Linked DNA regions of Homo sapiens: region 1 is linked to region 2. A link is a contact called in ENCODE Hi-C data. All regions are on one chromosome and are shown on one strand. Each heading gives the region's core, a stretch centred on a gene start or an enhancer-like site at or near the end of the contact. The rest is flanking DNA. Distances are from core to core; before and after follow the strand shown.

Region 1 (6,548 bases), core at 1,142-3,641, 55 kb after region 2:
AGCTCTGAGTTATAGCTGAGGTATATGGGAGGATTAGAGTGAAATCAAATACCTTCTCATTACAAGTTAAATCAATAGCCTAGAAGACCCAAGTTAAATCATTAGCCAGGAAAATCCAGTTATATTTTTCTATTTCTTAAAAAAGGTTCTTGTTTAACCCAAATAAATGCATTTTACAAATCAGAGATGTTAACATTGAATAAATTACATTCATTTTGATTTGTGATTTTTTTAGATTATTTTTACCATGGTGTAGAAAAAAACCAGTGGGATGTGGTTGCTTTTTTTTTTTAACTCCAAAGTTAGTTAAAAAGATATCTGTAAAATCACTGGAGTCAGAACCATCCTGATTCCAACTTATTAATGAAGGATTTGAGAAAGAGTGTTGTATATTTTTGCATTAAAGACAACCACGACACCAAAAAAGCTATTTTTAAAAATGCCTGATTTTTTAAAAATGCCAATCTTATATAGTCTGTTTCTTTTAAAGCAAGTATGTATTTTAACAAAACCAGTAATACCACATTTAATTCTTAGCAGTAGTAAACTGTATCATATTAGAAAAAGCATGGACTTTGGACTCATTTCGATACAAATCCCAGCTCTACCACTTTCTACAATGTTAATGTAATACTCATATATGCATTAATATATATATTTTGAATTTAGGAAAATAAAATGCAAACTGACCCTTAAAAATGGTCTGGATTACATCGTTTACTTAGTCTTTGCCTCCCTCTTTCTTGTTTTGGCATAGAGTGGATCATTGTTGTTGTTTTTCTCAATTCCCTGTATCATCACAATTTAAAATGAATCAGTCCAAAAGAGGCATCCCATTCTTCAACTGCCTGAGATGTTTTGTCTGGCGAATCTGTAGCTCTTTTTTTTTTTTTTTTTTTTTTTTTGGAGACGGAGTTTTGCTCTTGTTGCCCAGACTGGAGTGCAGTGGCGCAATCTCGGCTCACTGCAACCTCCACCTCCTGGGTTCAAGTGATTCTCCTGTCTCAGCCTCCCAAGTAGCTGGGATTACAGGCGCATGCCACCATGCCCAGTTAATTTTTGTATTTTTAGTAGAGACGGGGTTTCATCATATTGGTCAGACTGGTCTTGAACTCCTGACCTCAGGTGATCCGCCCGCCTGGGCTTCCCAAAGTGCTGGGATTACAGGTGTGAGCCACCGCGTGTGGTCATCTGTAGCTCTTTTGTACGACTTTTACTAAAAGGACCTGGGCAGATATATTAGTTCACTCTTGTTCTTGAAACCTATTTTGTTGGCATTATGGAGAAATTATTGCTGGATGTTACACAGTGTGGAGAAAATTGAATAAAAGTTCACTGGGAAGGGTCATGATCTATTTTGGCCATTTAAGTATGTGAGGATATATTTATCTTTATGAAAATAAATTTGAAAGTAGAAAGAAAAAGTTACTCATAATACTACTAGTTTAACCCAACGGTTACAATTTTATGTCCTCTTCTGATCGTTTTCTGTAGGCATATTTTACATCATTATAATTTGAATGTCCTTATTGTTTTGTATTATTTGACTTTTTATGGCAGCTTACTGTCGCCTTGCTGGGATTCACCATAATTTACATAATCTAGCCAAATCATGGGGAGTATGGATTTTGGAGTAGCAAGAGATTATTTTTGGAGTTAGATTTTATAAAGCTTTGGCCATCTGCAAAAATTTGAACCGTATCCTAAAGACAAGAGAAAGCTTTGAAGGTTTAAGGGAAAGGATGGACAGAGAGAATCGCATTTAAGCTCCATTTGAAGTAGAGTTATTTTTATTTTTTGTATAATTCCTTGCTTTTTGGAATGTGTGTGCTTCATATGCAGAAAAGTAGTTTCCCGATCTAGACTGCCATCTCTTTGAATTCCACTGCCACATCTGTCTCTCTTAGTTTTCTGTGTATTTTAGAGATTCCGTCAGTTTAACCTGCCTGGCTGACAGGTGGTGTCCCAAATCGAAACCGTTTTTTCCCCCGAATAAAGTGTGCCCGTGTAGCTGTACAGATTTCGTCCCCTGAAAATTCATCTGAAATCTCAATTCTCCTGAGGGGAGCAATTAAGGAAGATACATGAACTCTCCCCTCCTCTCCATCCTGTCAGGTGCCCCTCTTTTTTGATGGCCCCACCTCTGTCTAGACAACCCTGACAGTGTAGAAGTTTCCATCTCCTTTCCCTTTCCCTCTCCATGTTCCCTCCCCTTCAGTTTTTTCCCCCTCCCAGGCGCTTCCTGCCTGGAAACAAAAGATTGGTCCCCAGTAGCCCACTCAGGGCGATTTTAGTTTTATGCTCACCATCTGATTGGCCTAGGTAAGGTGCAGAGCTCGGGTGACGTAATAGCAGAGAAGGGCTAGGGAGCGGTTGCCGAGCAGGGGCTCTACCGCGGGCGGGCAGCTGTGCCAGCTAACCGTCTGGGATCTCGCACTGGGGGCTGCAGCTTTTCCCCGCCTCGAGCCAGTGTGCGGGGGCGGGAGAAGAGCCAGGGGGAGCGGGCTGGGCCCGGGGCTGCGGCTGCGGCCGCGGGGCTGCGGCTCCCCAGCCCCGCCAGCTGGAGCGCTCGGAGGTAGAGGAAAGGTCTTGACGGGGTGGCTGGATCCGTGGCAGGTAAATCCCGCGACTAACTGCACCCGGGCTACCGCGGGGGAGGGGGTGGCTGTTGGATGATGCTTTAAGGCTGCTGGGCAGATGTTCTGCCTTTCCGGACCCCCCTCCTGTCCTGTTTGTGCCCCAGCCTCGAGTCTCCTACGTGGCTCCCCGGAGCCCTGAGACCAAGCGAGCAGTTTGCATGATCCCAGTTCGCGGACAAGTGGGTGTGTCAGGGCCGTTCCCAGAGGGCCGGGGCTCCTTCGCTTGGTCAAACCCTAGACTCGTTTACTGGGGCCTGGGCCGCTTGAGGCAAAACCCGCCTTGAAAGCTACGTCAGCCTGTAAGTCTTCCCTTTCACCCCCCCGCCCGCCCCCCTACCCAGCCCCAGTAGCTGTGACAGCAGTTCCCTAGAAAAGGGGAGGGGGTGTGGCCACGGTCTGGCCAAGTCCGGGGTAGAACCCCCCCGCCCCTTACACACACACACACACACACACACACACACACACACACACACGAGGAAAGAGAAAAAGTGACGATTTTCTTAAACGGGCGCCTTCCCCTCTTTCTTTTATTTTTCTTTATCCCCCTCCCCTTTTTTTGGTGGGGGGATGGTAATAACAGGGGGACCCTTTTCTTCTCCTGTGGGGATTGGAATGATGCAATAACGCCCCCAGAAAGCTCAGGGTCCCTGGATTGGCCCTCTCTTTGTCTGGGGAGCAGTGTCATTGGGTCCACTGCCTCTCCTTCTCTCCTGTTCCCCTTAGCTCGCTGGGGGACATTGCCCTCAGTTTGTGAACTGGCTCTGGCAAGATTACTGCCGCACTTTTGGGTGAACTGAACATTTTAGATTCTTACTCTGGCAAGTTTTCCTTCCCTAGGTGGTGGTTAAGGGGTGGGGTGGGGTGGGGGATGGTGGGAAGAGGGGGATGCAGGCAAGGAGAGAGATAGAGGCCCCACTTGTTTTTTTTTTTTTTTTTGGTCCCACCTTTCAGAATCCAGTTCCAGATTCTAGACTTGAGGGTTCTGGGCTGTTGGTCTGTAGAAGCGAAGGAGAGAAGGGTGAGTGGCTTGGCTTTGGGAAGCATGATGGGGGCGGTTGCAGTGCTATTTTTAAAAAACGGCTTTCAGCAGGGAAGCCTTTAGCCATGTTAGTCTTGCTCCCCTCATGGTTTTGCAGACTCAAATCCAGGCCAAGTGTATGGCTGTCTGAGGTATTGGAACAGAAGGAGGTCCATTCCTGTTGGTGACAACACCGTGGCCCTGTTCTGGGATGAGCAAGGTGTAAAGGTCAGTGCGGTTTTCACTGGGCCATTTGCAAAATTATAATTGGGCAAGATCTGTGATTTGGTACTTGAGGCCTCCAATCAGGGGCAACTTTGGGCAAAAAGACTTGATATGGTAATGAATGACTAACAGGCAGAGGCTTGGAGAGAGAGCCATTTGTAAGCCTCTGTTTCTGGATACAAGTGTCATATCCCCCAGCCCATGCAAGAAGCAAAATGGGAAGAGACTAGGAGGTAGCCTGGGCAAGAGCTGACAGCTGAGAATCCTGAGGTCAGAGAGACCTTAGGATGTCAAGGAGCTGACCCTGCAAGTCTCCGGACAGGCAGCTGGGCCTTGTAGGAGAGATCTGACAGGAAAAGGAGGTTCACATGCAATAGGGTTATAAGCTAGGGGACACAGGACCCTAGGGACATTCTCACCAGCTAACCATTCCCACAGGTTGCAGAATTTCCTGGTCAGAGGTGGAAATGGTATATAGGGCAAACAAGTTTGCTGAGGTCTTGGGAGAGGGTGAGTGGTGGACATACCAGGTGAGGGAAACGAGAAATAAAAAGAACTGCAGGGATGGGAAGGTGCTGACATCCGAGAGTTTGCTATTATGTGTTCAGAGACTAAGCTACTAAATTAAGGTTAAAGAAGGTGGCCAAGGCAAAAAAAAAAAAAAAAATCAGGTGTACAGATCAGATGTAGTAGGCAGGAAGGCAGGAGCAAACTAGAGAGAGAGAGAAGAAAAGTCGTGGCCTTACCAACAACCCAAAAGCCCTGAATTCTCTGGTGAGATAGGCAACTCTGGAGGTTGAGGCAGCTGTAGCTCAGCCAAGAATTAGAAGGATGATTCTAGATATTTAAAATCAACAGCATCCCCACCCACGTAACCCACCTTCAGGAACCAGTAGCTTTAACCAAGAGAACAAGAAACTCAATGAGCAGCAGCCTCAACAACTGGCTCTTTCCTCCTGGGTAAGGAGAGGGCAGTGGGGAAGGACGGTGCCTCAAAGGGAAGTGGAGGCGCTATCAATCTGGCCTAGACAGGTAGGTTGACTGCTTTTACATGGGTGGGCTGGGGCCTGGTCTGGGACCCCTGCTCAAAAAAAAAAAAGAAAAAAAGCCCTCCTTCTCAGGATCCCTGGGGACCCTGTGTGCGCAGGGAACTGTGTAAAACCTTTACTTCGGAAGGTAAGTGCAGCGTTCTAGGCATCTGGGGCGTACTTAAGCCTCCGCTACGCGTCCCCCACCCCCACCCCCACCTGCCGGGGGCTAGGCGTTTCCCTCTGCAGGGCCTGGAATGGACTCGTCTGCCAAGTCGGCACTACACAGCTTCTCCAGCAGGGGGCGGAAAAGGGCCTGCAGCGACGCGCAGGACCCGAGTCCTCCATTTCAGGTGTGATGCTTCAGCCTCGGATCAAATAATAGCCACACATTTAAAATCTCATTTAGGGTTACCGGAGAACCAAATGAACCTCCGGGTGTGGCAGTCTATTTCCATTTCCTCCCAGATATGCGTCGCTTCCTACCGCGCTCTGTGGCTTTGGAAGGCATTTGCATTTACCTACGCGGTGATTATTTGAGTCACTAATACACACAGCCTAACCGGGGGTTTAATTGGAAATGTTAATCAGTGCAATAGATCTGTGTCTGATTTCCACATTTGGTCAGTTATCTGCAGGTTGGAGCAATCTGTGCTAAACCCAGGGGATGCAATGAGGAGCAAAACGGTGCAGCTACAGCTGGGTCTAAGTCTGGGAAACATAATGGGGAGATGGACCTTGAAAACTGGAAAGAGAGTAACAATTTACTGGTGGGAAGAGGAAATCATTAGAAAGGTGTAGTCACAGAGAGGCCTGATTGCTGAGATGGAATAGGATGGCCTTGGAACCCACATGGTGGAGAGGGAGGCCAGAGTTTTTCTTTGAGGTTGGAGGGGGCTGAATTTGGAGAGTGAAGTTTTTTAGGGGCCAAAGGACCAGGAACTGGGGTGGAATGAACCCTGGGAGTCAGAAGTCAAGTGTTATGGAGGGCTAGGGCCTGGTCTGGGACCCCCAAACACACTGTCCCAGACAGTGACAGTCTGGGACCCCTGTTGTGTTTGGGGGTCCCAGACAGTGTGTTTGCCCCTCTCTAGGCCTCAGTTTCCTTGTCTTTCAAACGATGAACTTGGCACTAGTTGTTCTATAAGGTGGTCCATTTATTCTTGGTAATGAAGACAGGTCCACTAAAGTATAGCCCTCTTCTTCCCCTGTCAGAAAAATTACCCCTTCTTTTTTTGTATGCCCTCCAGTTTTAGGGAAAACAATACAAAACAACCCCACAACCACATATATTTCATCTCTTTCAACAGTGTGGCTTTACTTTTACTTCATGTGAATGGGGAACAGGAGGGAAAAGAGAAGTCCAAGTTAATAATCTGCTAGGGACCCTATAACCAAGCCCCTGAAAGGTTCTGTGTGGCTGGGTCTCACAGACCTGAGTGGATGGGTGGGTGGCGTATATTCACTAGTGGCCCTTACTCCCTAACTCAATCTCAAAACAGAAAGTCTTGGGATGAAGGTGAAGGAAGGGCCTGGCTTAGGGCGTATATCCTTCTCCTTCGTGCCCTCCTCCCATATCTCACTGTGAGCCCCAGGCACTTTTTGGAATTCAGCACCCTAAAAGAAACACTATCCTTA
Region 2 (6,839 bases), core at 4,020-6,519:
TCTCAAGATTAGCTTGTTTAGAATTGGCAAAGTCTTACTCCAAAGTCTAAGATCATCTTGAGAGATGGATAACACTAGCCCCAATTTACAGGTCAGGAGACTGAAACAGAGAGGTAAATAACTTTCACAAAGCTAAACAAGCTAAACGGCCAGTCAATGGAAGAGACTGATGCCAAAGCCCATTCTTGTTTTCCCTACAATGTAAAATGTGGACCTTGGGCTCCCAGTGTATTGCTAAATCCATCAGTTCATCAGTCTCTAGGCAGCCATTTCCTGAAAATGTACTGCAGGGGGCTTGTTGAACACAGACCACAGTCCAATTGAGACACTAGGAATTACATGAGGCTAAGCTCAACTGTCCAAAATAGCAGCTGAGTCTATTAAGTAGGTAGATAGGCTTGTGGCCCCAACAACAGCTGTTTCCTCACACAAGCCCAAAGCACACCATTATGTGAGAAATGGTCTAAATGTGTTGTAGGCCTTTTATGCTTTGTATTAGTCCATTCTCGTGCTGCTATGAAGAAATATCTGAGACTGGGTAATTTATTTTAAAAAAGACGTTTAATTGACTCACAGTTCCACGTGGCTGGGAAGGCCTCAAGAAACTTACAATCATGGTGGAAGGCACCTCTTCACAGTGCAGCAGGAGAGAGAATAAGAGTTGGACGAAGGGGGAACCCCCTTATAAAACCATCAGATCTTGTGAGAACTCACTCTCACGAGAACAGCATAGGGGAAACTGCCCCCCATGATTTAATTATCTCCACCTGGTCCTGCTCTTGACATGTGGAGATTATTATATCAAGGTGAGATTTGGGTGGGCACACAGAGCCAAACCATATTAGCTTATTACCAATTTCTTTACAGAAATCTTGTCCAATTTATAGTAACCACGCATGAGAGTGCCCATTTGAGACTCCTTGCCATCATTTAGTCCCCCGATTAAAAAACCTCTTATTTGATGGGTAGAATTTATATCTGACTGTTGAGTCATTTTTATGTGTTTTATCACTAGGTAAAAGTTGAATGGTTTTTACATACTCATTAGCAATTTACAATTCCTCCTTTAGATATTGTTTGAATCTTTTGCCCATTTAACCATTAGAGTCTTAGGTTTTGTTTGTTTGTTTGTTTTTGAGCCAGAGTCTCGCTCTGTCACCCAGGCAGGAGTGCAGTGGCATGATCTCTCCTCATTGCAACCTCTGCCTCCGAGGTTCAAGTGATTCTCCCGTCCCAGCCTCCCGAGCAGTCGGGATTACAGGCTTGCACCACCATGCCCGGCTAGCTTTTGTATTTTTAATAGGGACAGAGTTTCACCATGTTGGCCAAGCTGATCTCAAACTGCTGACCTCAAGTGATCTGCTCACCTCAGCCTCTCAAAGTGCTGGGATTACAGTCATGAGCCACTGCACCCAGCCAAGTCTTAGTATTTTTCTTAACAAATTTATAAGCTCTTTATATATGAAGGCCATCAACCCTCTCTCATGTTGTGGTGACTATTTTTTAAAGCTTACTGACTCCCTACAAATAGTTTGAAATTGAGAGGATTTCCTTTTGGGATTTGTTTGGGTTGGTGTGAATGGCTTTTTTAGCCTTCTCACATTCCTTGTTCATTCAAAAAGTGGTCTCTCCTTGGTATTGTGGCTTTACCACTCAAAGAAAAGCAAGTGTTTCAGTTCTGGGCAGAAATAGCATGAATATTCTCTTCCATTTAATTATAGAGACTCAGCGTAACCCTGGCAAGAAACTAAATCGAGCCCATCAAGTAGCAGACAGTGAAGCCCAACTGTATTCCTAGTATAGTGCCTGTTACATAGTACATGCTGATGAAAAGTTTGTTGTAAAATTAAAGCATGCATGAATCTCTCCCCAAGAACCATGTATTATCAGTTATAGCTTCATGTCTCATCACCTCAGTTATGAGGCAAACTATCTTCTTTTTTCTCTTGAACTCTTCATTTTCAATATTTAAAAAACCTGATTATATCAGGAACAGGGTATCTATAGGTATTCATAGACCTTTAACACTAATAATTTCCCTTTCATGAAGGGGCTCATAAGGTTCCCCAGGTTTCTTGTGAATATTATGGAGAGGCTTGCAACATAGTGATTACAATCCCAGGCTTTAGTGACAAAAAGATGAGAGTTCAAATCCAATTCTGCAATTTACTGGCTGTTTGGATGTTGACAAATTATTTGACCTCCCTATGCTTCAACCTTTATATATGTGAAATGAAGATGATAGTAGCCCCAAACTCACAGGGTAGGGGTGATTCTGAGGGTTAAGTGAAATAATGTATGCAAAGCATCAGGCATGGAATAAATAAGCACTCATTTAATGGTAGCTACAATTATTATCAACAACAATGTATTATATGTTGGGGGCAGGAAGCAAGGATCAGGTTAGTATCAGGGACTATAGCATAAAGGGCATTGAATGTGAAGTCCCAACAAATAGATTCACGTTCAAATTCTATTATCACCCTGTGACTTTGGAGAAGTTCCTTTTCTTTTGTGGACCTGGTACTTTGACAGTAAGTGTCCTGCCATCCTCTGCTCACCTGGGCTGGGATACCATCCCCACCCTTCTTACAGAAGCAATGGCTTCAGCCCTTGAATCTACCTTGCAGTCAAGCATGATAAAATCCCTTCTGAGGTTAAGTATAATGAGGTGTATGGGACTCCAGGAAGAGTAGGTACTAAGGTGGGTGCAGTTTATAAGGAGGTAGACAGGTTTTACCCAGTAAAAGAGCTTTTCACAGTGTAGTGGTTAAATGCATAGTGTCAGAAGCCACATTGCCCAGGTCAGAATCCTGACTCTGTCATTTACTAGCTGTGTTGACCTTAGGCAAGTATTTTAGCCTCTCTGACACTTAGTTTTCTTACCTGTGACATGAGGATAATAATAGTATCTACATCATAGGATTGTTATGAAGATTAAATCTTTAATGTTTATAATTTGCTTAGATCAGTATCTGACATATGTAAAGCACAATATAAGAGTTTTAAATAACAAAATAGATAAAAATAAGAGCTAATTAAGAATTGGAGGGAGTTCTTTGATGGGTAGTGAGTTTCCTTTCACTCTCAGGACATCATCAGAGGCTGGAGGTATTAAATATATTCAAGTACCAAGAGAGGATTGGACAAGATAAACTTGATCATCACTTCCTGATCAAAAGTTCTATGACTTGCTTTCCAAGGTCACCATGGCAGACTTAGACCCAACTTAAGCCATAACTTTTCAGTAGATATTTTTCCTCCTCTGCTGCTGTCACCCTCATTTACACTTATGTTTTCTTGGATGACATTTTAAAATTGATCAATACAATTCACAGGTATGAAGGGCAGCTTAAACCTGCCACCCTTCCCTTGCTCACAAAGCAGCTATTACTTTGAAAGCCAGTTTTACTTTCTGCCTTTTTGTCAGATCTTAGCCAAATTTGATTGACAAGAGGCTTTTGGTGAAACTGTTTCATTCGTGTGCTGGATGTCACTTGCTGACTTACAGTCTCCTCATTTGTGAGGTCCCTGATGCTATTAAATGAGAGGAATTATCATGTCATAAAAAGAATGCCATCAGCTAGTCAGTTTTATATCTGACCTAGCTGTACTTGCATCTGCCATTTGACTTTAGCCTCTTATTTGGGCAGAGAATAGCATCCATTCATCCACCCTCCACCACCTGTCACTCTCACTAAAGACCAGAAGAAGTCTGCCTCCAGGTGAGGTTTCTCAGTGATGGACTGATAGAAAGAGTGCTGGAGTTACTCTAAGCTCAGCAGACCAGGCTAATGCTTTAATAGACCATGTAGACAAAGGGCAGTGAAAGAACTAGGGCAGAAATGATTTTTTACTTGGAGAATCAGACTAGATTGTAGCCCACACAGATGCAGCCTCCTGAATGATTGGAGGAGTTTCAGTATTCCCAGCCCCGCCCTAGGCTGAAATCCAAACCGGGAAGGCAAGGCAAGGTGTGAGCACATAGGTGAAGGAATTTCCCTCAAGCAGAGGCCCAAGCTCAGAAGGGGTCCTGTGAGGCACATAATTCCTAGGGTCTTGGCTGAGGCAAGTCTGCCAACCCTGAAAAGCCAGGGGATTTCCTGCATGTTAGAGAATGGCTGAGGCCCTGGAGTATTTTAACCACTCTGGGAAAAGTAGATGGAGCAAAAAAAAAAAAAAAAAAAGAAGAATCAAAAAGAAAGAAAGAAAAAAAAATGTCTCCAAGACACCATCAGAGAAGTAGAAGGTGGAGGTTTCCCTGAAGAAGAAGACTCAACCTGGTTCCAGAGAGACTGCCACTCAGCAACTGCAAGTATGGCCTTGGAATCGGAGAGACTTGGGTTCATGTCCTGGCTTAGCCAAGTTCCACCGAATGAGTTACTTAAACTCACCAAGCTTCGATTTCCCCTTCTCTAAATTACAGATACTAATAAAAGCCCCTGATTCATTGGGTTGTTGTGACAATTACATTATACAGAATGTAGGTAAAGCACTTAGCACTCTTGGCAAAAACTAAGTGCCCAGTAAATATTAACTATTTTAATCATTATCATCATAATGCATCAATTACTGGAAACAGACAAATATAACTTTAAGAAAATATAGATACATTTTATATACTTTTCAATGCATACTATATTTCCTAATAAAACCACTATTTAAAAAAGGAAAAAGAAAAGCAGTATGACAGAGTGGTTAAGAATGTATGACAAATCATGGTTCACACTCCCAGCTTGACCACCTATCCCTGTGAGTGTCTAGGTAAATCACTTGGCCTCTTGAGGCTCATAGGACCAACCGTGCAGGATATTGTCAGAATTAAATAAGGAAACCCCCATAAAGTGTTTAGTATAGTGCCCTTCACAGAACAAACTAAGATTTATTTCTAGTTATTATCATTATGGGTTTTCCTCTGCAACTCTCAGCCCTCTTGTGTTCCACTTGATTCTACCAGTCTTTAGCCCATTATTACAAGCTGTACCAGAGGGAAGTTCAGAGTAACACTGGCGGTTTCCTGGGTGGGGGTAGTCGAGATTGAAACTATCAGGCCCTAGGGTATAATCCAGTGGTAGTGAAATGGGGTAAAGCATTGTTAGGAACCCAGCCTATTAACTAAAGGCACTGTGGCTTTAAAAGGTAATTGTTTTCCAGTGGCCTCCCAGAGCTGAGTCAGTTCCTCAGTGGACCCTGTATCACGATATAGCTCCTTTCTTCCAGCCCCCATCACAGCAGCCAATTCAACACATACACTCCTGGCTGACGCATTTGCCACTTTCTTCAAATATTTGCTAAAAGCTTCCCAAAGCAGGAAGCCTTGCGGTTGCAGAGCATTCTCTGAGAGAAATGAAGCAATGGTTTCTATGGCAACACTTTGGCACTTATTAGTGTTTGCGTAGGCACTGAGGCAAAAGCTGGGGTCCAGACAAGCCCTTGCTGGGAAGGGATGAGGAGAAGAGAGGGCTTGGGATGCAAAATTGCTCTCACTTTGCCCTCTTGGTAGTCCTTAGGGACAGTCCTGGGGGAGTGTTTGGGGCACAATTTGGCCATATAGAGACAGTCTGAACTCTCCTGGGGCAGAGATTGCCTCACTCAGTACCACCTGTCTTTGCCACCAGGTTTAGCTTCCCCAAACACTCCTTCACTGTGCCACCCCTCTGCCCAAAAGCTTTGCTTCTTTTCCCCAGTATCTATAGATCAAGTGCAAATCATGGCATTTGTGGCCTTCCACAGACTCCTTTTTTCAGAAGCTGTAGCTGCCTCCCTCACTGTACCCCCTGTGCCTTCTACTTCAGCAAGATGGTTCAACCTCATCCTACCTCCACTCCCTGTTACACTGCAGGTGTTTCTACTTCCCACCTCTCTTCCATACCATTCTCCTTGCTTGGACTTCCTGATACCATCGCCCATGTATCCAGGACTTGCCTTTCCTTCAAGACCTGTCTTAAGCCTCAGTTTCTTCAATAAACTTTATTGGACCACCCCAACTCAGTGGAATTCCATTCTCTGAATTGAGATTGTATTACTACTCAGATCTGTCATGCATTTGACACTTAAACACACACTGCCTTGTATGTTGTTTTATTACTGCATATATATACTTTTTTATATATGTGTGTCTTTATTACTGCATATATATTTCTTTATTACTGCATATATATGTGTCTCTATTCAACAAATAGATGTCTCTGTCTAGACAGTAAGCTTCTCCCCAAAAGGGGACTTTTAAAGTGTTTTTCTGTTTTTCCACAGTGCCCTGCTCATAATAAGAAATTAATTAGACATTATATGCACAGGGTTTAACCCGGTGCCTGGTATATAGTAAGTGCTGGAGAGATGTGTGGTACCCTCGAATAGTTCTTGATTGATACCCTGTACCTCCATTGCCACTTCCACTCATGGGCTGCATATGGTGTCCCTGGACATTCATTTAGCCTTAGCCTTGGAGCCTTCATGAGCCATTAGGTTGGCAAAACTCAGTGAGTGACCATTGGTCTTATCCACACCATCTCCTGCTGCCCACCCACTCACCACTGCAGCCCTCAGGACAGGCTGTGTCATTTTTAGAGCCCAGTGAAAAACAGAAATGTGAGGCCTCTTGCTGAAATAGTTAATTTCAAGACAGTGAGAGTAGAGCATTAAACCAAGGATAGGGCTCTTCAGAGTTGGGGCCCTGTACCACGGCACAGGCTATGTTGCACACCCACAAGGCCAGCCCTGCTCGCCATCCTACTTTTCTTGTGCCGTGTTCCAAGTTCCTGGCACAAGAGACAGGGGAAATCCACATGCGGCAACCACATATCAAATGGCTCTAGACTAACTGACCAAAATCCAATGAT

The links. A loop is a pair of places that touch in the nucleus more often than their neighbours do. Pooled maps may share reads with other maps.
Region 1: a loop to region 2 is called in a map of CD4-positive, alpha-beta T cell, with 10 times the contacts of the local background. The contact joins the promoter of PAK3 here to the enhancer-like site in region 2. A Hi-C loop is called at or near these places in 3 of 168 maps with a recorded cell type or tissue (CD4-positive, alpha-beta T cell, PC-3 and mammary epithelial cell), 1 of 37 single-sample maps with no recorded cell type and 9 of 50 pooled maps.

Annotation. Positions count from the first base shown.
Region 1 is chrX:111,093,800-111,100,347 of GRCh38, forward strand. PAK3 (p21 (RAC1) activated kinase 3) reads left to right here and starts at 2,392. Exons shown (of 18, transcript NM_002578.5): 1 at 2,392-2,616; 2 at 3,591-3,657; 3 at 3,776-3,885. RefSeq lists a silencer at 2,463-2,592.
Region 2 is chrX:111,035,827-111,042,665 of GRCh38, forward strand. It overlaps a transcript of PAK3 not described here. Among named protein-coding and RNA genes, the nearest start is that of PAK3, 57 kb to the right of the region's middle. Within about 2 kb of position 5,270, at least 3 of the 41 ENCODE cell types and tissues checked have a DNase peak (open chromatin) inside an H3K27ac peak, as active enhancers do; they include CD4-positive, alpha-beta T cell, PC-3 and mammary epithelial cell, where a contact is called at or near this core.